3 separate regions of the Mus musculus genome follow, and all the other regions are linked to region 1. Evidence: chromatin loops called from intact Hi-C (ENCODE). Cell type or tissue: gastrocnemius. All regions are shown on one strand.

Region 1 (8,000 bases):
GGATGTGGCTCTTCATCCCTATAGCTTCATTTTACAATCTGATGGGGGCAGGTAGGTGACGGCCGGCCTGTGACCAAGGGGCCACATCACTCTGCATCTCTGGATCTATGCTAATTATTAGTGAGCCACTCTTACTGAGTGCTTAGAGTGCCACTCTTAGCTGCTTCCCAAGGCTGTGCAGGCAGAAAGGCAGGAAACAAACCCCACACTGTGAATGGCAACCAACACTGGGAACTGTGGAGCCCTGAGGCCAGGCTACACAGAGGATGAGGAGGCCTCCCTGCCTCAGACTCTCCCACTCATCCTCTGGGGTGGTAGGACAGTACCAGAGAGTATCATGTGCTTATCAGTCCTAAATCTAACTCCCACTTGTGGCCTGGCTTCTCTCTGCCTCCATGTCTTCATCTATATGGTTAAGAGCATCTGCCTCAGGGCTGTAGACACACTGGGTGTCAGTCAGGACTGAACAGGCTGTAGGCACACTGGGTGTCAGTCAGGACTGAACAGGATGAGGCACACTGGGTGTCAGTCCTGGCTCCAGGTCATGGGCAAGGTGTCCAAGCACAGACCCTGCCAATGGTATCAGAAAAACTCTCCGGAGGATCTCTGAAAGCAAAGCACTCCAATTTGTGGTCATTTTGCCCAGGCCCCTCTCGTTGCTGTCCAGGAGCATCTAGTGTGAACAGCCAACTATACTTCTGAGTTAGTGTGGGCTACCACTCTGTGTATTTTTTTTTTTTTGACTTAAGAGGAGTTACTGTCTAATTTAGCATGTTGTAGGGACAGCAACCCTGCAGTCACCATCATTTACAGGGTCCCCAGGAGTGTGGTGTCTATTCCAGAATGATGTCATCAGGGCTCTGGAAGGGAGAGGATGAAGACATTGTGTGCTTGAACCTTGATCAGGTCCCTCAGTTTGAGCAAGGGGCCGAAGCTCTGCAGAGCTGGGTAGCCCGGTGTTCAGCTCCACCCACCCCCTGCAGAGGTCTGGCTGGGGTAGGGCTGTGGGCCTGGCTGGGGCGGGGCTGTGGGCCCAGCTTCCACATTAAGCATTTTATCCTCCATGGCTACACACCGCACATTTACTTTCATGCTAGTGACTGAGTAGAGCCTCCTTCCTGCACTTAGCCCTCAAAGGTTCTCATCTACACTTTAAAAACGACCAAGACAGAAGAATCCATCAGTGTTGGAAGAGGCTCCTGGAAGTACACAGCAAAGGACGTGAGTGCCCAGATGACCAAGCAGCTGGCTTGCCACAGGGGTAGTCAGCTCACTCCCATCCCACTCAGGATGCACCCCTGTGTGGCACACCATACCCACAGTTTCAGTAGAGATGCTTAAGTAGGCTGATATACCACAGGGTTGGAACAAGCTTAAATGCTACTGAGTATTCCCATGTCTACACACTACACCCAGCAGACAAGCCCAGTTCCTGGAGATAGTAACAAGCTGTACTGGTGACTATTGCAACTCTATAAAAGTCAAAGCAGGAAGGATTACAAAAATTCATGTGATAAACCCGGGGACAGGTGCATTTCTCCTAAGGCCTCCATGGCATCTTATGGAGTAACTACCCTTCTTTCCCCAGCAGGAGTCAGTGCTGGGGCTTTGCTAGGGTTTAGGCAGACCTCTCAGAACCTCCTGCTGTTTGCAGATGCCAGTCACCCCCTACAGGAACACACTAGGGCCATCTGCATAGGGAGGAGTTACAAGTCTGTTTCTACTTCAGGTGTTGGACCTCTGGGGAGAGCACTAGAAGCTGGGGGGCGGGGAGGAGCTGGGAGGAACCTGGGTGCCGCTGCAGGTAGGGGGATGTTGGAAAGCTGCCTAGCTCATCCTTGGTGGCATAGACAGCCTAGGCGAGGCGCTACCTGGAGCCACTCCCTGAGGAGGCAGGTCACTGTTTTTTTCTTTAACATGGAGGAGTACCAGGCCTGGCTTCCACTCTGAACTATACTTCACAAAATAACCAAATGATGGACATTTCTCAAGCTAGCACAATACCTAGTATCCTTAACCAACGCACAGATATTTCCTCATCAACTTTCACTCTATAAACTACGTGTTTCACAACCATACTTGTCAGCTGTACAAATTCAGAGGCAGGCATACACAAATGCATTTGCACACACATATGCGCACGTACACACACACACATGAGTCTATGCAACTGGGCAGCACCTCGGAGTGGCATATACCAATTCACCAGGTCATTTCTTTCAGTGAGGTCAAAGACTCAGAGGAGCAGTCGGGGAGCCTGGCCTCATCATCGCATAACTAGGGCATGCGTTTGTTGTGTCTGTGTTACCTGAGCCGCAGGCCAGTATCTCCTCCAAGATCCAGTTACCTTTGACCAGCTCTCAGGAGGAACAGAAACACCCATAGCTGTCTGGTTTCACTACTGGCCCTTGAGGACTGAAGTCTCCCGACATTTTCCCAGCCCTTCAAGGAGACCAGGACCTGAGCAGCACTGGGAAGCCACTGCCCACCACCCACTCAGGAGTTAGGAGCCCTGCGGCCTGCCCAGAAGAACCTGAATCCAAGTCCTCTCCGGGCCTAATATCCAGGAGATAGAACACAGCATTTGAGCGGCTCCTCAAGAGCCTAAGTCAGCCCCAGGAGCCCCCTGACCCTCCAGCCACAGCAGCCCGGAAGAAGGCTTTTCAATACGCCACACTGAGCTCTTCTGCAGTCCTTCTGAAAGCTGTCACGACAGCAGCTGCTTGCATAGATGTCCTGGGACTCTGAGTGGCTTGCTTTTAAAATTATTTTACCTTCTGAAAAATGTTTGTATCTATGTTAAGTGTAAACGTAAGCCACACGCATGCAGGTGGCCAGAAGAGGGCATTAGATGCCCTGGAGCCGGAGTTACAGGTGCCTGTGACCTATACAGTGCTGGTGCCCCACACTAAACTTCCCACCCCTGTAAGAGCAGTGTGTGCACTCAGCTTATCACAGAGCCTTATATCTCCCCTTCTCAGCACAAGCTCTCGCCCACACTTGGGGATTTCTTTTAGTACTTCCTGATGCTGCTAAGCTTCCCAAGGGATGGGGGCAAGAGGTAAGGCTGGATAACGCATCAGTGGCAGGACTGTGCTCCTTCCCCAGGAACAGGGGTCTGACCCCAAGCTCTTCTGTCCTTGCATCATTTTCATGGCAAGCATGAGCAGCGTCGTGCTGTGACAACACGGCTAAACCCCAAAGTCCCAGGTGGCCCCTGAAGGCACCGCTACATGCTTGTGCTAATGCGTGTTGCTCACACAGAGCGAGGGATTTCTATGACGCAGCCACATTCACCTTGGGAAATGTGGGTCAAGGTCAGACTGAGGCCTCCAGGTCTGAATCAAGACCTGGAGTTGTGCCCAGAAAAACTACTCTCTTTGTTAGAGAAAGAGAAAGGTGGTACTGTGGGAAAGGTGGCACAGCAACCGAGGTTCCTGCCCCACCATCGCCAGCAGAGTCGGTCTGTGTTCCCAGCAATAGAACGGCCATTCCTCACTCCAGGAAGCCAGCTTCCTCAAAGAGATAAGATGGCTTCCTCTCTCTCACATCGTCAAACCACCCCAGAGGCCACGCTGCTACTGAGGTGAGTGGCCCCCAGGAGGGGTTACCTCTCTTGACAGAGGCCCCAAGGCACTCATCAGCATGTTGTAAATACTAAACCCAAGCAGGTCGGCTTCATCCTTGGCCTATATTGGTGTGCAAGCTTTACAGAGTTCTTCCTTCTCGAGCTTTTAGGGCCCTGTGAGCCAAATGCTTTCCATCTGACTATCCCCTGATGCCTTTCCTCTTCAGGCCTTCTGAGGAGGCTAGGATTCTAACACAGACAACCCCACTTAACCTCTGAGCTCAGCATTCTCACACTGCAACAAAACCATGCCGTGTATCTCTCTTCTGGGTGAGCGGCTGGCGCGCAGCTGGCTATCTGCCTCTGCAGTCCATGTCTTCTCAAAGATTTTTTCCTCTTTCTGACTGGGGTCCATCTTGGTGTCAGCACTAAGCTGTCCATGCCAAGGTATCCAAGCAAAGCGTGCACTGCCTCCCAGCTACAGCAGTGACCCACAGACAGCTGGGCAAGCTGTTCTTGGTATACACATCTCTATGTTAATGATCCTGGATGCTTTGTCAAGTGGTTGGGGACGGGGTAAGGGTGCGGTCAACAGTATTTAGGACAAAACTTTATATTTAACTTTATACTTCCCAAATAAGGCTATTCTCATTGAAGAGAACTGAGTGCCCCCAGATGGCTTTTGTTCTGTTTTTGGTTGGTTTTTTTTTTTGGGGGGGGGCTACCTCCCTTACTCTTGAAGCTGAGATTACTAGCTTTAGCATGGCCTTGGGTAAATGAGCCAGCGACGCCCAAGAAGCAATTTGAAACATGTAGCCTGGAAAAAAAAATCAGCCAAATAACATTATTGGAATTTCTAAACAGTTTAAACTTAAAAGCATCATTCAAGGAAAAGCATTTCCAAGCGTGTCTTCCAGGCTAAGAATATTCACACTGAATCAAACGAGCTCCCTCAGTTGGCTCAGAGGCTTCTTCATAGGCACAGTGCAAACGGAAAGGTGCCATCTCAGTGATGCCACACGTTTGAGGGAAAAGGCCAAAAGACCAAGCATGACCAAGCATCAGAGAAACCAAGCGATTAAAACATAGGCACTTTCCACACAGCGCATGCAGCTCACGCAATGCCTATGCACAGGGAGAGGAAACCAGAAACGTCAGGCAAGGAGCCTCCACAGAGCAAGAACACCTCAGCAAGTTACCGTGATCTTTAGCCCTGCGTTGTCGAAAGCAGCAAAACTTCCTTTTCTTCTTATCCTCTCTTAGCAGATCAGCCACCGTGACCCCTTCAGGTTGAACACAGGCAATTCCATTACCAGACAGTAGAGGGCAGCAAGAGCAATACAAACAGGGCAGCCTAGCAGGCAGGCAGGCAGGCAAGCAGGCGGGCAGAAAGGGCAGCAACAGCTGGTCCAGTGTGGAACAGCGGAGGCCTGAGGCATGTCGGCATGTCTCCAATCCACTTTTGCCACCCACTCCTCCTAGCTAGGAATCTATAGCTCAGGATCTGAAGGGTTGAGGGCATTTGTCAACCTGTCCCAGAGAACCTATTCTGAATGCGCAATCTACTATCTAGTTTGTGACACAGGTCTCCTATGTTTGTCCTTGCATCTAAGAAAGTGCTTAAGGAAAGTGCCCTTCAGGGAGTCAGAGGCTCTGGGTATGAATTGGGAGTGTGATGCCAATCAGGACTGGTCTCTGGGGCAGGGCAGGTGGCAGTGAAGAAGGTGGGCTCTGGACTCTGACAACTGTACCTCCCACTGCTGTATGAACATGGATTGGTTACCTAGTGTTGCTTACTCGTGAGATATTAGCAAGGACTGGGCCATTGCTAATGAGTTGCTGGAGAAGAAGTAAATGAGAACCAAGGTAAGAGAAGCGATGTGCTTCACTCCAGCGACACATGACCACCCATAACTGTTAGCATCCTTGTTACTAAAGCCCCTAATGGTCATCGGGTCACAAGGGAGACAGTCACAGACTCTCTGACATCTAGCAGTGCTGCATTTCTGAACTCGTGCCAAGCCATCCAGCTAACCTCTAAAGTAGAGTCTACATGTGCATGCTCAGAAATGGGAGTGCACAGGCAGTATAGGGGGCCATATTGGGGCCTGCAAAAGCATAGGAACACGGGCCTACACCTTAGTGGGACTACTGCATTTCTACAAAGGGCATGCTCTCTCCACACTGCAAGTTCCCCCTCCCCAACCTAACCCTGAAGAACATGGCACAAATGTTCCAATACCCATGAGTTGGAACATAGCCCATGAACAAAGCTGTGTGAGATCTCTGAGACCTTGTGAGAAAACTCTAAGTAACTAAGACAAGAGGTCTTATAACCTCGGTGCAACAGGATGTGGGTTGTTTTTGGAATGCGCTTATGTCCCCTTCCTGGGTGTAGTAGTGAATAGGAGTGAGCTCACTTCAGACTATTCATTACAACTGGCTATTGTTACTTGTTTACTCCTCCAAGGAAAAGCATGGTTTTGCCATGTGTGTCTTGTCCTCCTGACTGTACACTTTTCTCAGGTGACTCTTGTTAACCCCCAGAGTATAAACTGTCTGATGCTCTGAATAAAGCTGGCTATTGCATGGGACTTTACTCCACCTTGTTTTTTTAGGCCCCACTCTCCCAGGTTCACGCTGCTACCCTGAGCGCCAACAGTGGTGGGTTCCAACTCCAGTGCAGCGCTTCACGACTGCGCAGCCTCGGGAGGCTATGTAAGGCTGGCACACTCTGATTTCCTCATCCATCAAGTTCCTGTCTCATAGAGCAGTGTGAAGAATAAGAACTCATGTGCCCATAGCCCCAGGAACAGCATCTGATACACACGAAATGCCAGATAAATGCTAATTGCCGCCCCATGACCTTTGAGTAAATAAATACCAGACTGCTTAAGCTTGTGATGAAAGCCACACGGCATGTGCTGATTTAATCGTCCCAGGGGAGAGCAGGCCAGGGCAGATGACAGTGGGCACTGCATCCAACCTCTGACCCCAGGGCTGGCCCTCCCATCAGTCTCCCCAGTCATAGCACTGCCAGCTGCTCCTCCAGAGAGGGTAGGTGACCTGGACTCATATTTATCGTGAGCCACCTACCTACTGCTGCTGTTTCTTCTATGGTTTTTGGTAGAATATTTTCATTTCTAAACTTCTTTGGGATACTTTGTGATTAAAAAGCTGTCTTATAAATTAAAAGAAAAAAAAGAAATGTGATTTTCTTTTTCTTTTCTTTTCTTTTTTTTTTTTTTTTGTTTGTTTTATTTGAGATAGAATTTTACACATCCTGGAGCCTGGTCTCCAAGGGTAACCTTGAACTTTGTATCACACTGTCTCTTCTTCTCCAGTGCTGAGATTATGGCATACCATGTCCAGTTTATAAGGAGCTGGGGACCAAACACAAGGCTTTGTGCATGTCAGGCAAGCACTTTACCAACTGAGCTGCATTCCTCAAATACAGTCTTTCAAAACAAGGTCAGCAAAGCACCATGGTGTTTATTTACAAACAGCTATGCCACCTGTGACTCTCTGCTGACCCCTGAAACAAACCAATGCAGGAAACCAAACAGACAAACAAAAATCAGGTAGCACTGGCCAGGCAGGCAGCCAGGGTGACCTTCTGCACTGAGGCCCATGGTAGAAGAAGCAATGAGAGGTGGGTGGGCAGTGGCCACCACTCTGGGACCAACAAGGAAGCAGGCTACAGTCAGGTACTCTTGTGGGCAATGGGGGCAGCAGGTACCCGCTCCTCCTTTCTTTGGGTATCAATTATTACTACTTAGAGGAATTACTGGTCCCTAAGAGTCCCCACAATAAGGCTGCCCTGATTCATTTGGTCAGAATTTTAGAATGGGCTCCCTTTTAAAATGGTTTCATTATTTTAAAATTTTTTTAAAAAAATTAACCATGACAATGAGAAGAGATTAAAATAGAATTTTAGGCTTCCAGATTTTAATAGCCCTAGAATAACACCATTGTTCATGAAGAAGCAGCTGTAAGTGTCCAAAAAAAAAATCACACACACACACACACACACACACACACACATGCCCCACAGACTTGGCAGGGTTTCTTAAAGAAATTTGAAGCTCAGCAAAAAGTTAAATAAATTATCCTTGAAAATTCCCCAAATGCTCAGGAGCTACCTTCTGAGATAATTTTGTCTATTCAATTAATTGTGGCGCAGCAGCTTTCTAATAGCAAGTTTACACTGTGGATATCTTAAATAGCCCAAGAATGCTCACAGGAGACTTCCCTGTCATCAGCATCAGATACCTAGGATAGGGCCCTCCAGACAATTCTTAGACCCATGAGAGATTCAGCCACTGACACAGGTCAAGACTCAGAGATTCCTAACTAGGGCTCCCTGGGACTAACTCCCAGGAGCACACAAAGAGAGGTCCCCTGCCATCTGCTTAAACAACTAGGACCTCTG
Region 2 (8,000 bases), 540 kb after region 1:
AGCTTAGAAAGACTCTGCCCCAAGGTTAAAATCAGGAAAAAGTCTGAGGATATAGTAATGTCTGTAAGACCCTGCTCTCGTCTCCATTTTACAGATGCGAGAGCTGGTGCTCAGAGGAGTTAAGTGACTAAACCCCAAACCAGACAGCTTGTTTTGGATCCTCTTCCTTGTAATTGCTTTCTATGGACCATGTTAGGTCTGTGTGGTTAACCAGTCTTCCAAAAGAGTTGGGCTTATTGACCATGCTAGTTTTTTATTTACTTAAAGATTGGGAAGTTCCAGGTAGAAAACTTACTCAGGCTTGTTATTTCTAAAGGGGTAAAGAGAGGAAGGGGTCTTAGGCCAGGTGTAGTGGTGTGTGCATTTAATCCCAACATTTGGGAGGCAGGTAGATCTCTCTAAGTTCAAGGAGGACCAGCCTGGTCTGCATAGTGAGTCTCCACCCCCAAAACAACAACAAAACAAAGAACAAGAAGAGAATAGCCTGCATTCAGCTCTCCCACAAGCGGCATACCTGCGTGGCTCCTTGGAGCAGCTCCTCGGTAAAACTGCTTACAATCATCTGCAAGAAAGATCAGCTGGACCAAATGTTTCGGTTTCCTTTCCTAGTCTTTTAGAATTACGGGTTTTTTATAGGTATTCATTTGGATTTATAATAAGCTAATGGTACCTCAAATGATGACCACTGTTTATATTCTTTGGCATGTCTGAGTAACTTGAAATATTTAAGTAGAGCTGCAGCGTTCACCACAGCAAGCGTGTGTTCCACATGAGTCCATGCTGAATTGCTGTGGTGGAGACCCGAGACACTCGCCAACCACACTGCAAGACTGCGTTTAGTGCCATCAGAGCAGACGGTCAGGGTGGATGGAGAAGTCTGTCTGGGATCTTTTAGGAAGGCTTCCTAGAGGAAGCTGCCTTTGAGCTGGAGCTGAACATGGGTGGGCAGAAGTGAACAGTGATGTGTGGTGATGCATGGAGCCACAGGAAGGAAACAGATGTGCTCAGGCCTGCTCTGTGCCCCTTGCTGGGTTGGGATTGAAATATGGGGATAGTGGGGGGATTGAGTAGACCAGTCAAGGAGAGGAAAAGAAGGGTGGGTGGAGCTTATGAAGGGAGGTGGACATGGCATGTGGCTCTCAGCAAGTGGCAATGACTTCAGTAGAGTGGAGTGTGAACTTGTTGGAGCAGTAGAACTTACAGGTGGTTTGGTTTGCTTTTAGAATGCAAAAAGATTTGCCATTTTTAATTTTTAAAAATTAAATTTGTTCTTCAACAATTTTGTACATGTATAGTACTTTACTGAAAGGCTTTCCCTGTCCCAGGTTCCTACTACCCTCGTCCACCCTGCCATTTCCTACAGACCTCTTTCTCATTTCATGACTCAAATGGCCACATTCTCAGTCCCAACCCTGAGTGCCCCGTCCACCCTGGGTGTCTGCTCCAAGGACACCAAATGATGCAGTGTGGTTGGCGAGTGTCTCAGGTCTCCACCACAGCAATTCGGCATGGACTCACACTGAAGACACGCTGGCTCTGGTGGACTCCGCAGCTTCATTTTATTTTGTGACTCACTGAGTTTAGCAGGGGTGAGGGCAGGGGCTTCTGTGTGGCTGTGGGTTTGGAGTTATCATTGGAACCAGGTGGGCATATGATTGCAGACAATGGTTCTCCTTCTCCCAGAATCTAACAGGGCCTAAGGTAAGCCAAGCTAGCCTTTAACTATGTAGCTGAGGATGCCCTTGAACTTATGAATCTCTTGTCCCTACTTCCTGAGTGCTGGGTTACAAGCCTGGGCTGTCACACACATCTGAAGGTTTTGAATGGTGCCATGTAGAGGAGCCTCGTGGTATCTTGTTTTTCTGTCATTCAGTCCCCTACCAGCTCCATCAAATAGGATTTGTCTCTTTTAAGACAGGGTCTCACCATGGAGCTGGCTAGGCTCTTAGTCCCTCCTGCTTCAGAGTTTGAGCGCTCTTACTACAGGCATGTGTCACCATGTCTAGGGGATCTTAAATATGAGGTATAATGTAATCTCATTTTGCAGATGATAAACCAAGACTTAGCAAAGTTAACTATCTTGCCTATGGCCGTTGGGCTAAGTCAAGAAGCAGTTTAAGCCCTAGACTCTAAGCTTGATGCCAAAGTCTAAACCTACAGTAAAAGGACGCACTAGGCAAGTTGTAAGTGAGACATCTCTGTGGGAGACACGAAGTGATGAGGATGGTCCTGAGGTGGGCAAGTCTGGGGCCATCGGTGGCCTGTAAGGACTGGGGTAGGAAGAGAAAGGGGGAAGGAGAGTGCTGTATGGGTGGTGGAGGCGATGGGCTGTGGCCTCCACTTCTCAATGACTTGTCAGTGTGGGAGGCACACGGCTGATCATCCTGAGTCACAGAGTTTGGGAAGGGAATGGTGACTCAGCAGGATGAGCCTGGTTCCTTCTCAGCCTTCCCTACAGTTACTGCCGATCCATCACCTTTCACCTCCCAAGCCTCAGTGTTCCCGTTAAGCACAGTAAGGCTCTAGAAGGTCTGCTTAGGAACAGGGTGCAATCGCACCAACCCAGCTTTGTAAACCAGTCTCCTTCACCATCCCAGCAAGACCCCTTCTGAATAGAAGGGTACAAGTCCCCAGAAGTTGCTTCTTTTCTACCCGTCAGTGGCCTGAGAACCAGAGCCCCAAAGTGGACTTCCTGTGAATGTGTCCTTAATGAGCACTTCGGCTGTTGTAAGCAGTGTGGCCATCGACACTGAAGCATTAGGAGAGGAAGTCCTTTTATAAGCTTCCAGATTAGAGTCGCTCTCCCAAGGACTTTCTCTTTAGAAAGCTGAATTATTTCCCCAAACACATTTACTACTTACTGGCAGGCAGGCAGGCAGGCAGGCTTCAATAGGAGCATAATGGAGTCTGGGCAACTGGCTCAGACCTCTAATCCCAGCAATGAGTGCGAGGAGGAAGAATACTTGCAGATTTTTGCGGCCTGCCAGGGCTACCTAAGTGAGACTGTCTTGGCGAGACACACACACACACACACACACACACACACACACACACACACACACACACACACACACGACCCCAGAGCCAGTGGGCGGCAAATTTCAACTTTTCATTTCCTTTGAAAACAGCACAGATCCCTCAGGGGACTGTGCCAGTACAGGGGGATGTGAAAGAGATCTATCTATGCCTTCACTTCTCCAGAGCGGCCCAGGGACAGATCTGTCTGAGTATTCCTGGTCCACAGTGCCCTCTTGTGGTGATGTCTGGCAGCTCTTGTTCTGGGGAAAAGCAATGGTTGGGCAGTGTTAAGCTCAATGTCTTCTGCCTGGAGAAGGCTTACTTCAGGGCTAGAGATGCCTTGGCACCTGCTCAGAGCTCACTGACTTCCCGCAGACAGTGCAGTCTGGGAGGACTCAGGCCTGCATTCTTCTAGTCTATAAGAAAAGAGAAGAGGAGTCAGGGCTGAGAGGAGCCCTGCGTTCTCAGAGGTGCTCAGGTCGTCTAACCTGAGCTGCATGTGACTGTGAGCATTTTGGAATAATTAGAATTGAGGCGATAGTAAGGTTAGAATACACACTGCAGTTTAAAGGTTAGAGTAGAAAAAGTAACGTGAAATGCTGCCTAATTCTTCATATTCAGCACACGGCAAAAGTGGTATTTTGAGTTAGTATACTAACACTGGGAAGCAGGATGTGATGGTGTGCCTATAATTCTAGCACTAGGTAGGTGTGCAGGCGGATCAGGAGTTCAGCGTTATCCTCAGCTTAGCTGCAGACTGAGTTCAAGGCCACATGGGCCACATAAGACCCTACCTTAAAAATAGGAACAGGCTAGCTCATCTGTTAAGGTTTTTGCCTGGTTTCAATTTCCAGCATCCTATGAACCAGGTATGGTAGTGTGGACTGTGATCCTAGCACTGGGAGCTTGAGGCAAGAGGATAGGGTGTTCAAAGTCATCCTTAGCAAATCAAGTGGCTCAGCTGGTAAAGTTGCTCTTGCCAAACAAACTTGGTAACCTGAATTCAAACCCTGAAATCCATGTAAACAGAGGAGGAAAAAACTGGTTCTACAAAGGTGTCCCCTGACCGCCACACAGGTACTGTGGCATGCATACCTACCTGCCTGTATTGTGTGCACACACATACACACACACACACACACACACACACACACCATTTTGTTTTGTTTTAGCCAGACTTTTAGCTACTTTATAGGCTCTTATTTCTATCACCCTTCTCTCCCCTTATCCCTTCCAACCCCCAACACTAAGTTGTAGAGGAAGGCTAGAGAGGAGAGGGAGCATCGGTATTGTTAGACGACCTCCTGTTGTTTAGGGTGTCAAGGTCCTTGGGCAATTTGGATGTTTGTCAGAATATCTCCAGCCAGCAGCAGAGGAGTAGTGGCTGCCTTACCTGTCTCAGGGATCTAGCGTTTTTATATTCTCTCAAGAGCCTTCAGCATCCTGTCATATACTTGCAGAAACTATCTGCAGTTGGCAGGATCACAGCCCTGCCAGAGCACGAGGCAAATCATAGTCTGCCGCTATGGACAGTCTAAAGCAGCCCCATATCCCATGCCTGGAATTAAAATAAAAACATATTCCTATAACATTTCTATGTTTTTAAAGAAACCAAAATTCTCACTACAAGTTTTAATTAGCTAGGTGTGGTGTTGTATATTTGTAATCTCAGTAGGCCGAGGTAGGAGGGTCATAAATAAAACCAGCCTGGTTACATAGTATAACGACTAATATTGATTATCAACCCAACAGGAACTAGAATCATATGGGAAAGGAGCCTCTGGGCGTGTCTAGGTTAGGTGAGTTGGGATGGGAAGGCCCAACGAGCTGGGATCTGGAAGTTTCCGTCCATGGTCAGTTGGTCCTGAGGCTCTGGGCCCGTGTCAGGGTAGCACACTGTGGCAGAAGTGCATGGCTGAACAAAACAGTTTTCCTCCTGACAAGGAAGGGAAAGAAGAGAAGGGGCTGGGGTCCCACACTGCCCTTCAAAGCACACCCTTGGTGGCCTAAGCCCTTCTCACTGGGCACCCTTAAAAGGCTCTGCCACCTTCCAATCAGGTCAACACATGGCCGTAGGAAACATTCACGATTCAAATCTTATCCGTCATATACATTTTCTGGTATGTTTGGATGTCTTCTATGCTCTTAGCACTGATTGAAGAGTCAGGGGAAACTATTCAAGTTGGGGCCGTATGGACTGCCCAGGCTTAGATCTGAAAAGCTGGAGATGTGGTTTTATGCTCATTTTTCTTTCAGGCATTTGTCAACTGGAAGGAGGCAGGATTGGCTTGGAGCTTCTTCAAACAGTCGTTCTTGAAGCAGATTTTGACAGAAGGTGAGTAAAGCAGAGTTCACATTGAGCAGTTGGGAGATCATAGAAGATACAAAAGGATTCCACGGGACTGCTGACACCAGAACACTTGTCTGGGGCCCGCAGCAGAGGACCCTTAGAGATGTGCTTGCTCTATCTGCTTTTAAATAAGATAGGGAACCAATATTTATTTAACTTTATGTTTTACTTAAGTTGTCTGCCTTAAATCACTCCACAGCCTTACAGAAGATAGTCTCTCCCTCTGTGTAGGGATGTGGAATTGAAATCCAAGTCTTTGTTAGTCAGCTTCCTGTTACTGTGGCAGATTACCCAAAGTAACCAGCTTAAAGGAAGGAGAGGTTCAGGGTGGCCACAGCTTTAACTCACGGTTACTCGCCTTTGTTGCCAAAGTGAAGCAGTGTGTCATGGTGCTAGTGTATGCAGAGAGGCTGTTGTGTGTCATGGTGCTAGTGTATGCAGAGAGGCTGTTGTATGTCATGGTGCTAGTGTATGCAGAGAGGCTGTTGGGAAACAGAGTTTTAATATGTCCTTCAACAGTATGCTCCTGTCACCTGGCTTTCTCCCTCTAGGCTCTATCTCCTGAGGGTTTCAGGAGGACCATGGGCTGGGCTCAAAGCTTAAATACATGGAAACGCTTTATACTTAAGCTGCAGCAAAACCTAACTGGAAAAGCCCATAGTAAATCATTTAAAATATTTATTATAAACGTGTATTATATGGCAGAAAATTAGAGAAAAACAAAATCTCATTATCAGATCCTAGCTTTTTATACATTTTCCAGCCATTTTCTGAACGGTTCTGTTTGTGGTAGTGAGAGCATATATGCTTCCACCCCACGTTTCCTGTACACTGTGGGTGCTGAGAACAACCACAGATAAGCAGCAAGCATGGCCTCAAGGAGCTTCTCTTGCCAAGCCACTGCTGTGAAGTACTTAGCTAGTGCATGGCTGTGGGCGGGGCTTGGAGACTTAGCACAGGCTCTGTACGGGCCCTTGTTTACTAGAGCTCTGTTAAGAAGCCAAAGAGGAAAAGAGATGTGAACATCTGAGAGGTCTCCTGTCCAAGGGAGCTCATGAGGAGGAGAGCCCATTGTCCTGCCGGAGGGGCCTGAAAAAACCCATTGTAGAAGGCTAAGATACTCCAGTCAGTCGGGTTCAGACTGAACCAGGATGACAGTGTGACAGACAGGGTGAGGCTGAAGAAAGGAGGCCAAAAAGAAAGCTGGAGTTAGTATATAAAAGGCCTCCAGTGCAGAGTTAAGGAGCCTCCATGCTTTGCAGGTATTAAGGAACTATTTGAAGACGTGAACTCAGGATTGACAGGGGATTATACAATTGTGCCTTGGTATCAGGTTTTGGTTCTTAGACCAATCCCAGATATTTTAAAATCTAAGGTGCTCAAGTCCCTGTGTAAAATGGTGTATTTTTTGTGTATAACCTAGACATACTCTTCTTTATGCTTTAATTGTACCTAGTGCAATGCAAGTGCTATGCGGAGCTATTGTTGTACTATTTGTTTAGGAAACAATTTATTATTTGTTATTACTATAATAATAATAAAAGCATCCATACACATAAAGTCATGTTCAGTGCAAATGCACTTTTTGGGATGTTTTTGATTTATAGTTAGTTGAATCATTAGAATCACAAACCCTCAGATATGGAGGCTAGCTGTATTTACAAAACCTAGAACTGTTTGAAGTTAGAGGGTCAGAATAGCACAGAGATAGGACCTAAGAAGTCCCTGTCACAGTTGTCTTTACAGGGAGACAGGTCAGAGAGAGGAGTCTTGAGAGAAGAGGGAGTCTGGCCTTATAATGAATTCTTTTTGAGTTCCCAGGAGGAGAGAACTTAATCTTTGGGGTTGTGGCCACTGTTTGGTGCCCTGTCTCTGTCATGGCCAGGGCGTTTCATATGTGGAAATGAAAATTCAAGCCAGGCATGCTGGCGTACACCTTTAATTACAGCATTTGGGAAGCAGAGGCAGGTAGATTTCTGAGCTTCAGGCCTGCCTGGTCTATAGAGTGAGTTCCAGGAAACACAGAGAAACCCTGTTTCAGAGAAAGAGAGACAGAGACAGACAGAGAGAGACAGACAGAGACCAAGAGAGACAGAGACAGAGTTAGAGAGAGTATCTGGCCTCCCTTAAGACTTGGAAGCCGTTTTCACCTTTAACATTTGAGCAGTCTCCCCTTATTTTATTGTTAAATAGTATGGTTTTGAAATAATTTTTGCTTGTTTTTAAGTTGGCTTCAAGATTCTGTCAATAGAGACCTCGGCACTTTCTGAACTGTTGCTGTGAGGTACTGTGAAATCAGTGTTAGGACATTGATCTTTAATTGGTTATCTGATGCTTCTCTGAGAGTTTGTCAGCTGGAGCCAAGCATGGTGGCCCACACCTATACGCCCAGCACCAGGAAGGTACGGCAGGAGGTTCTCAAGTTCAAGTCTGTTTTTGAACTCAAACAAACAAACAAACAAACAAACCAGGCAGTGGGGGTGGGGACTATTTAGTGATTGAAAACATTGGCAGATCATAGAGGAGAGGAAAGAAAACAATGAATGCTGCGTTTGAAATGCTGATCGCTTGGCTTTTCTCTTATAGGCGAGCGGTACGTGATGACATTTTTGAATGTGTTAAACTTTGGCGA
Region 3 (8,000 bases), 210 kb after region 1:
AGTTCCATCTCTATTTATATAAGACTCATGACTTCAGACACTTTCATTCAGCATAAATCGAAGGATTCAGGTCAAATCTAGGAAACAGTAACAACGACATAACCCCACTGTGGCAAAGCTTTGGGAAATAGAGCATCATCGTTGTAAACTGCATCATCCACAACACCGTCTGCCAGTGCAATCACAGATGCAGAGGACTGCCACACACCACCAAAGCAGGAAGTCTAAGTCACTTACCAAGTTATGATTTGTTGAATTAGAATCATCTTCAGGGAATGGGATGTAAATAGCTAAGGCCACACAATTGGCAAAAATAGCCAATAATATAAATATGTCAAATGGTCTGAAAGTTTTTGTTAAGGCACATATGTGTTATACAAACATTATCTATCCCTCTTATAGCCCCAGGCATCTCACACCTGAGTTGCTTGTAAAATGGAAATCACCCACCCACCACCTATCCCCCTACACGTTCGTGCACATACAGACACACACACACAGACACATGCACACTCACACACACACAGACTCACACACATACATGCACACTCACACACATACACACACACACACACATCATTCTGTGGCTATCGTGGCTACTGGGTTTTCAGAAGTGCCTTCCTCTGGTCCTCTCACAGCCCCTCTCCTCACTGAGACCTCTCCTCAGCCTTTCTTTTATTGCAAGGATCACATTACACCCATTCTTTGGTGCTCACTGTGTATTAAAACCTGGAAGTAATATACATCCAGTTAGCTCATTGTGTGAAGCAGGCCTCTGCTTTCTATAACTTAAAAAGTGACAAGGATCTTACTAAATCAGCTGTCATAGACACAGAAATATAACCATCACAACAAAGACCTCTCCCATAGGTCCTTGTCACTGTGTTAGAGCCATTTTCTCAGAGGTTGTTCCTGGCTGAGTCAATCTAAACTCCTGATTGGGACCAGTCCAGGAAAGCCATGGGACCATCTCCCTTCTCTCTGTGCCACTGTGTGACATGTCCTAGTACCTTGGATGCTGTGATAAGCAGGCTTCCAGCTCCCTTCTTCTGCCTTCTCTACCAGGGTAATCAACAGTATAACTGTTTCAGATTAGAGCTGGGCTGGGCTCACCTCATAATGTGCTGTTTCTGTGTACAATTTATAAACAATTAAATTTAAAAGCCACAAGAAATCAGCACCAGACACTTTCAAAATAGGCTCTAACAAGAAAATCCCCGAGGGCTGTCTGGAAGAGTCCCTCTGAGATAGCCTTCAACAGAGACTTGCCTAAGCATTCTGTTAGCAAAAGGTATTGTCAAAACTGGCAACACCAAGTTTGACATCTGCCCAAATGGTTGTCTTTCAGCCTTTTTCCAAACAGAGGGTTTGCTGAGCACTGAACAAATCACAATTCCTGGGTTTGAGTTTCAATCGTGTTGTATACAACACTCATCTACAAGACGCAAGGTGGCAGTTTTACTAAATCCCACTAGGTGCTGAAGATTCAGGGATGGGAACAGTCTCCTGCCGATGGCCTCCTGGGAACCCCCAAAGTGACGCAAGAAACAAATACCCCTTGCCTCTCCGGAGATAGCTGCTTTGGGTTCTATAAAGCTTCACCCCTTTGGAGAGCTCAGATAACTCCCTGGAATAAGGACAGGAATAGCATTATCCTCTTACTAACTTTGATGGGTTTATTTTTAAGCCAGTTAGCTTTAATCATATTGATTCCTCAACTCGGTTATAAAATCTTGTGCCCTGGGATTTGACTTTAAGAAGACTTCAGGGCTCTGTTTCTCTCTCTCTCTCTCTCTCTCTCTCTCTCTCTCTCTCTCTCTCTCTCTCTCACTCACACACACACGCATACACACACACACACACACACAGCAGGTCCCCTCCAACACTGTATGTCAACTCCCATAAAGACACACTTGTGCTTCCTGTTCCCCACACCATCTTTCTTCCTCTGCGAACTGTGCACACTGTGCCTTTGAGGTGTCTAGCTCTTGGCAGTACTCAGTCAACAGACAGCAGAGGATCCCATCTTACCACTATAAGAAATATGTGGGACTGAGCCAACAGCCGCTTCTTACACAGGCGCCATCTCGCCCCTACTCCCTGCCAGCCTACAAAGGCAGATTGGCTTCTCTCAGGGCTAACTGGGCATGACTGAGCTGCTGAAGGATATGTCTGTGACCTGGTCCCTAAAATGGAGGGGGCCTTTTACTATCTACCTGTTACAGAAATTGTGCACAAGCATTCTGAACTGGCAGCCATGTCTCTTAAATCCCTGTACACACACTTGCATTTCTCTCAAGAAAGAGAGCTAGTGGTGAGATGCAGGAATTCGCTGACTATATATAAACTGTTACATAGAAACTCCTATGCATGGAGTGAGACAGCACCTCACTCCACCTAAAGGGAACATCCCTGCTGAGGGGCCCCTGCTTACTCTGAGTCACCTCACACCAGCCTCAGGAGAGCATGTTTCTAGCACACCCAGTAAGACCACCTAGGCACACCCTCACTTAGCAGCCCCCTCTTGGCCTGTATGAGAGCTCTTTCCTCAGACTAGAGGATTTAAAGAGAAAATGCACGCACACAGCCCCAAGTATTCAAGAGATGCCATAACTCACTCTGGAGGAGAGACATCTGTGCTAAAAAAGAAAAAAGCACGTGAAAACCTTCAAATCCTGCCCTGGCATTCAACTGCTCTCCCCAAAACCTTTCTAGACAGTTGCTTCATTTTAACTCCTGTCCATGAGCAGACAAAATAGGCAAGCTAAGACAGAGATCACACAGGCAGCGGCCATGATGAGGACCCCCCACTTTCTAGCTGTCACCCAGCAGTCCTTCACCCTGGCATCTCCCTTCCCTGAGCCTGCTGAGGAAACCTCCTGCTTGCTGCCAGAAATACTCAGAGGGCCTGTCGGCCCGAAACACCCTTCTGGGAAAGTGCAATGCTTTATTCTACCCAGACCAAAGAAGCATATGATTAATTAGAAAGCCTGAGTTCAAGAGAAGGTTCCAGTCAACCTTTCCTAGCGGGTGGCAGGCATTGGAGCCTGGCTCCCAGGTCTGGGGAAGGGAATAAGCAGGTAGAAGCAATATTGTTTTCCAAGATCTGGGGCATGGCGATGACCATCCTGGAGCCAATTAAAGTTCAGTTTTAAAAATGCAGACACTCAGAAATGTAACTTCAGGCCAGTCCAAATGTGTGTGTGTGTGTGTGTGTGTGTGTGTGTGTGTGTGTACATACACAGACATATGCAGCACCTGTCAGTTCCTCCCTGGAGTGCTGCTTTGTCACACACGGGGCTTAGAGGAAGAGACACTCACCAGCCTCCCCTGCATGGCTTCTAGACTTGCTATATGGCTGCATGGCTCTTTTTTAAAGCTTATCAAAAAGAAATTTCAGGAAGTCATAGCATTGATCAGCTAATAATAGTAGTAGTAGTAATAATATCAAAAGTAACTTCTCCCTATAAATCAAATGTTCGCATTTAAAGTTACCTAAACAATTAGAATTAGCAAATAGCAGAGCCAGAAGCAACCTTACACTCACTGTAGCTGTCCAGGCAAATTTCAGTCACTAGAACCAGAAGATTCCACTAAAGGTCATTTCTAGTACAGACTGAAAATAGTCTCCATCTTTTTTTTTTTTTTTTTGTGAATCAGCATACCAAATTTTCAACAAATTAAAATGCATATAACTGCCCCCAAAACAATAACAGCTTCAGACCTATCCAGTGTTCTATGACCAAAGGTCTCGTTCATATTCTAACTCCCTACCACTATGAAGTTGCAATCTTCACTTCCCCCCCCCCACACACACACACAGCACTACATACATACACACACACACACACGCACACACGCACACACACGCACACACACAGGCTAAATATACTCATGGACACACCCTCTGCAAGCTGGGGAGACAGGAAGCCGTAGCCCATGAAGCCCCTTGCCTGCAGTTGCCACCATTGCTCACATTCCAGACTGCTAAGGCTCTGAGAAGTGTCACTGCAGAAAGCAAATCCTTTTGAAGCACAGATGGCAAATGAGAAAGACTTCCCACAGAAAAAAAAGGATACTTCCATTCCACTATACTAATGCAGGCTCTTCGGATGGGGTTATTGAGGGATAAACAGAAAAGGGCACGGGCAGGTCGGCTGTTAGACGAGTTACCCTGTTTTTTGCTCTTGGCGTATTGCTGACGTTTTCTTTGGGAGAGAGATCCTACAGGTGGGGGTGCAGAGGTGCTCATGGTCTGGGCGGCCTTGGCCTGTCTAGCAGCATCGATTGCAGCTTGCCAAGATAGGACAGTTTGCTTGGAGCTGTTGGGCTGAGAAGTTGGTCCTTCACCAGAAATAGGGAGTCTGGTGCCTCTTGCATAGTTTGCCTCTGAGGAGAGGAGAAAAGAGATTATTCCTTTTGGAAAAAAAAAAAAGAAGAAGAAGAAGAAGAAGACTTCAATCCATACTATCTTTTTAAAAAGCAAAAGTGTCTCCCATCTTGCATTTCCCATTTTGAACCTTCTGTCACAAGTAGTGGGGTTTGGCCAGGCAATGCAAAAGTCACCAGAGCTCTACTCTGAGCATCAGTCATGCAGGGCCATTGTTGTGCCACACCTAACCACACTGGTACTCTTCCATACCTGTGTCTTCAAAAGGAATCTTTTAGTGCATCTCTTCTGACAAACTGAGGCCATTCTCACAGTGATCCCGTGTCTTTTCCTGACTTTGAAAACACATGTATCTCTCATGGCTTAACAGATATACACAACTCCCTTTCTCAAAAAGTAATTACCAACACACACACACACACACACACACACACACACACACGCACACACGCGGGCACACGTACACACACACTCAACCAATAATTCAGTAGTTTTAACCACTTTTAGACTATTCCTCCAAAAGCTCTCCATAGCCATATATGCAATTTTTTCTACATGGGAAAAAAAAAAAAAACCTCTTTACTGGCACCAGGCAATACCAAAAGCCCCACAACAAATATCTAGATTATGCATTAACACTTCCTACAAATGAAAATTCATGATGCTTGGGACTCATTTCCTCCACAAGCTTCAGAAAACAGAAAAACATCTTTAAGGCTTTTTTATTATTATTATTGCATTTTAAATTGCAGCAGCAGCAGCCAAGCCAGCATCTAATCGGCCTGCACCCTAAGAGTCAGGGTGCATTATGTCAGGGAACCTCAAGGCCTATGCAATAATTATCTCAGTGTAGAGTAGCATCCAGGTACTCCCAGGGCAAAATACTCAAAAGCGGGCGGGGGAGGGGGGAAGGGGAGGGCATGGGATGGAGGGTGTCCCTTCATGTATAGAGCTCGCCTCACTGTGGGTCTGGTCATTCCTTGGAAGATGGACATTGGGCCACCATCACCTCTGCTGAAGCAGATGTCAAAGTGAGAGTGGTGTCAGAGGTTGGAAATCGGGCGTTTGCAAAACCAATTATCACTAAGTAAAGAGTCAAAGCAAGCACAGGTCTCCTGCCCTACTGTCCTTAAGCCTGGGACAGAGCAAAGCAGGCAGGTGGCACTCAATCTGAGATCAGGGACTAGTTTTGCCAAGCGGTTCCTTTGAGAAGCGCTCACCGGAAAAGGCTTCAAGAAAACCAGGGCTGGGAAATGCTAACGACCTCCATGAAGGGAACCTGGCCAAAAGCACCCCAGCCTTCTTAGACCCGGCCCCCGCTGGTGTGGAAACTGCACGTGGTGAGTTGCAGAGCCCCACAGCGGCAGCAACTCTCTGGGCATTGCTAGGTTACCGACGTGTGCACAGGAGGCACAGGGAGCGGGAATACACGCTCCACCCGACCCTGTTCCCTCAGATCCCAAGACCCGGGGCTTCTCCCATGAGATGATGGGACCAAGCGACCCAAGGGGTAAACCTGGAACAGTCCTAGAATTTTCCTGATGCTACTAAGGACCTTCTTCTTAGTCAACCAGAGGCGCGGGAGATAGGGGGAGGCTGGAAAAAGGGTTCAGGCTGAAGACTAACACCTCCTCTTCCATCGCTCAGGGGCGATGAAAGAGGAAAGTTGAGCCCGAGCACACTGAACCCGGATCACCTCACTCTTGCCCCTTGGCTCCACAGTACTCCACACACACCCAAATGGCCGCCCCCACCCCAGCAAATGCAGAATTAACTGACATTCACGGCCTGAAGAGGAGAACGGAGTAGCTGCCGCGCATCACCCCTTTCTATGTAGATGACACCAAGCCAAAAGCATCATTTCCAACCCCCTCAACCCACCCAACGCATCGGAGATGGGGGGTTGGGGGTGGGAAGAGTAGGATCATGATAGGATGAGGTTTGGCAGCGGGTACCCAAGCTCAGGCTGCTCACCGTTCGCATGGTCCTCTTGGTGCTGCCGTTGATGTTGCATTTTTTTCATCATCATCATCATCATCATCCACGAACATTTATTGAGCGCCTACTGTGTGCAGGGCACTATGCTCAGGGTTAGGGAGGGGGAGGAACGGATATGGGAGGTTACGGATAGGTAGGAGCCGCGGTCCCTGCCCTTATTTTCGCTTCAGCAGGGGGTGGGGAAGGACAGAGACAAATAACCAAAAATAAAGATAATTTATAAAAACCGCCTGCCACCCACGCTCCTTCTTTTTTTTTTGAAAAATGGAGCAAAATAAACTTTTTGTAAAAAATAAAATCAGATGTATATATTATCTTAGTAATATATACATGTAATTTTTTATTTTTTTTATTTTTTTTTACTGCAAAGGAGAATTGGCTTGGTCCCCTCCTCTAGCGGAGGGACACCGTGGTGGTGCCCGCCCGGCCTGCCGGGCCGCTCGGCGCGCCCCCCATGCCGCCCGTCCGCCCGCCCGCCGCGGTGCCCGGTGCCCCGCCGCCGCCGCCGCCGCCCGCGCCGCCGCTGGCTCGGGACCGCGGGCAGCCGGAGCTCACATCCGGGGACGGAGGCGCTCGCCCGCCCGCCCGCCCGCCCGCTCCGCGCCCGCCGCGCCGCGCTGCACGCCGGCTTCGCCCTGGCGACGCTGCGCGCCCGCCGCCGCCGTCCCCCGCCCTCCCCCGCGCGCCCGGGCCTCCCACCGGCCGCGCCGCGCCCCAGCTGCCCGCCTGCGGCCCACGCGCCCCCCGGACTCCACGGCGCGCGACTCGGACGCCGCCACCCCCAGGCTGGCGCGGCTGACCGAGGGTTAAGTGCGCTGCGGCCGCCGACAGCCCGGTTAACCCCCTCGGCGCCGCCGCGCGGGCGCCCCTTCCCCGAGCCAGGCCCGTGGGGCCCCGTGCCTGCTGCTAGGGGCGCCGATGCGCCGCTCCTCTACACGGCGTCCCCAAGCGGAGGCTGCTGGGGTCCCCTGGGGTCCGCTGGGCTGGCTCTGGTGGCCTTCGCACTCTCACACCTGGGGGAGGCCCCGCCCCCCTCCCCCCAGGAACCCAGGTGCCCGCAGGCGATCGCTGCTGCTGCAGCATCAAAGCTCAGGGTTCGAGGGCTCTGCTTGGACTGGACAGGCGTCCCCCAGCTCTTACACCGTTTCTTCCAGTTTAGAGGTGCAAAGAGATGGGGGGCTTGTTCTTTGGGGAGCACTGACTGTCCTCAGAGATCTGCCCTCAGCCCTGAATCCCGTCCTCCCTCCCTTATGCATACGTGGCGGTGGGCTCCCTCCCTCTCGCCATCACCTCCACGTGTATTTGGAGACAGGTACAGAGAAGTAACAGCCAAGGTCTTTCAAACTGCTAGTGTGGAGAGGTAGACTGTGCAGCTCAAATTGATGACTCGTTTAGGAATTAATACTTTTTTTTGTACCTTCTCGGCCTCCTGTTTGTAGTGGGGGAGGTCTACAGGCCCCAGCTCCGTCTGGAGGGGGAAATACTGTATCTAGTGGATGACTGATATTTTTCATTTAGCTTTGTGCTGGCTGTTGGGAAAAGGCGTCTGCTTTGTTACTTTGCAGGATTCGATTTATTTGCCTTTGTTCGGATCTGCTTGTTCCTACGGAGT

The links. Hi-C counts contacts between places; a loop is a spot of excess contacts. Peaks named below come from ENCODE experiments on the same cell type or tissue, not always from the same donor. Only the 100,000 strongest peaks of a DNase experiment are listed, where the experiment ranks them.
Region 2: a loop joins it to region 1, with 5 times the contacts of the local background. A loop is called at or near these places in 5 of 42 quality-filtered maps.
Region 3: a loop joins it to region 1, with 1.9 times the contacts of the local background. A loop is called at or near these places in 12 of 42 quality-filtered maps.

Annotation. Positions count from the first base shown.
Region 1 is chr14:30,132,274-30,140,273 of GRCm38, forward strand. The region is part of intron 9 of Cacna1d (calcium channel, voltage-dependent, L type, alpha 1D subunit); the gene reads right to left. Among named protein-coding and RNA genes, the nearest start is that of Gm52106, 63 kb to the left of the region's middle. In gastrocnemius, a CTCF peak has its summit at 4,878 (motif pointing right); DNase peaks (open chromatin) are centred at 974, 4,909 and 5,604.
Region 2 is chr14:30,668,896-30,676,895 of GRCm38, forward strand. It overlaps Rft1 (RFT1 homolog), which reads left to right. Exons shown (of 13, transcript NM_177815.3): 7 at 5,275-5,353; 8 at 7,955-8,000. Among named protein-coding and RNA genes, the nearest start is that of Rft1, 19 kb to the left of the region's middle. In gastrocnemius, a CTCF peak has its summit at 3,259 (motif pointing left); a DNase peak (open chromatin) is centred at 3,260; H3K27ac peaks cover 857 bases.
Region 3 is chr14:30,346,561-30,354,560 of GRCm38, forward strand. It overlaps Cacna1d (calcium channel, voltage-dependent, L type, alpha 1D subunit), which reads right to left and starts at 6,926. Exons shown (of 47, transcript NM_001083616.2): 1 at 6,365-6,926; 2 at 4,080-4,389; 3 at 238-343. The coding sequence starts at 6,431. In gastrocnemius, no CTCF peak of the experiment used is centred here; DNase peaks (open chromatin) are centred at 4,240, 5,722, 6,269, 6,912 and 1 more place; H3K4me3 peaks cover 1,912 bases.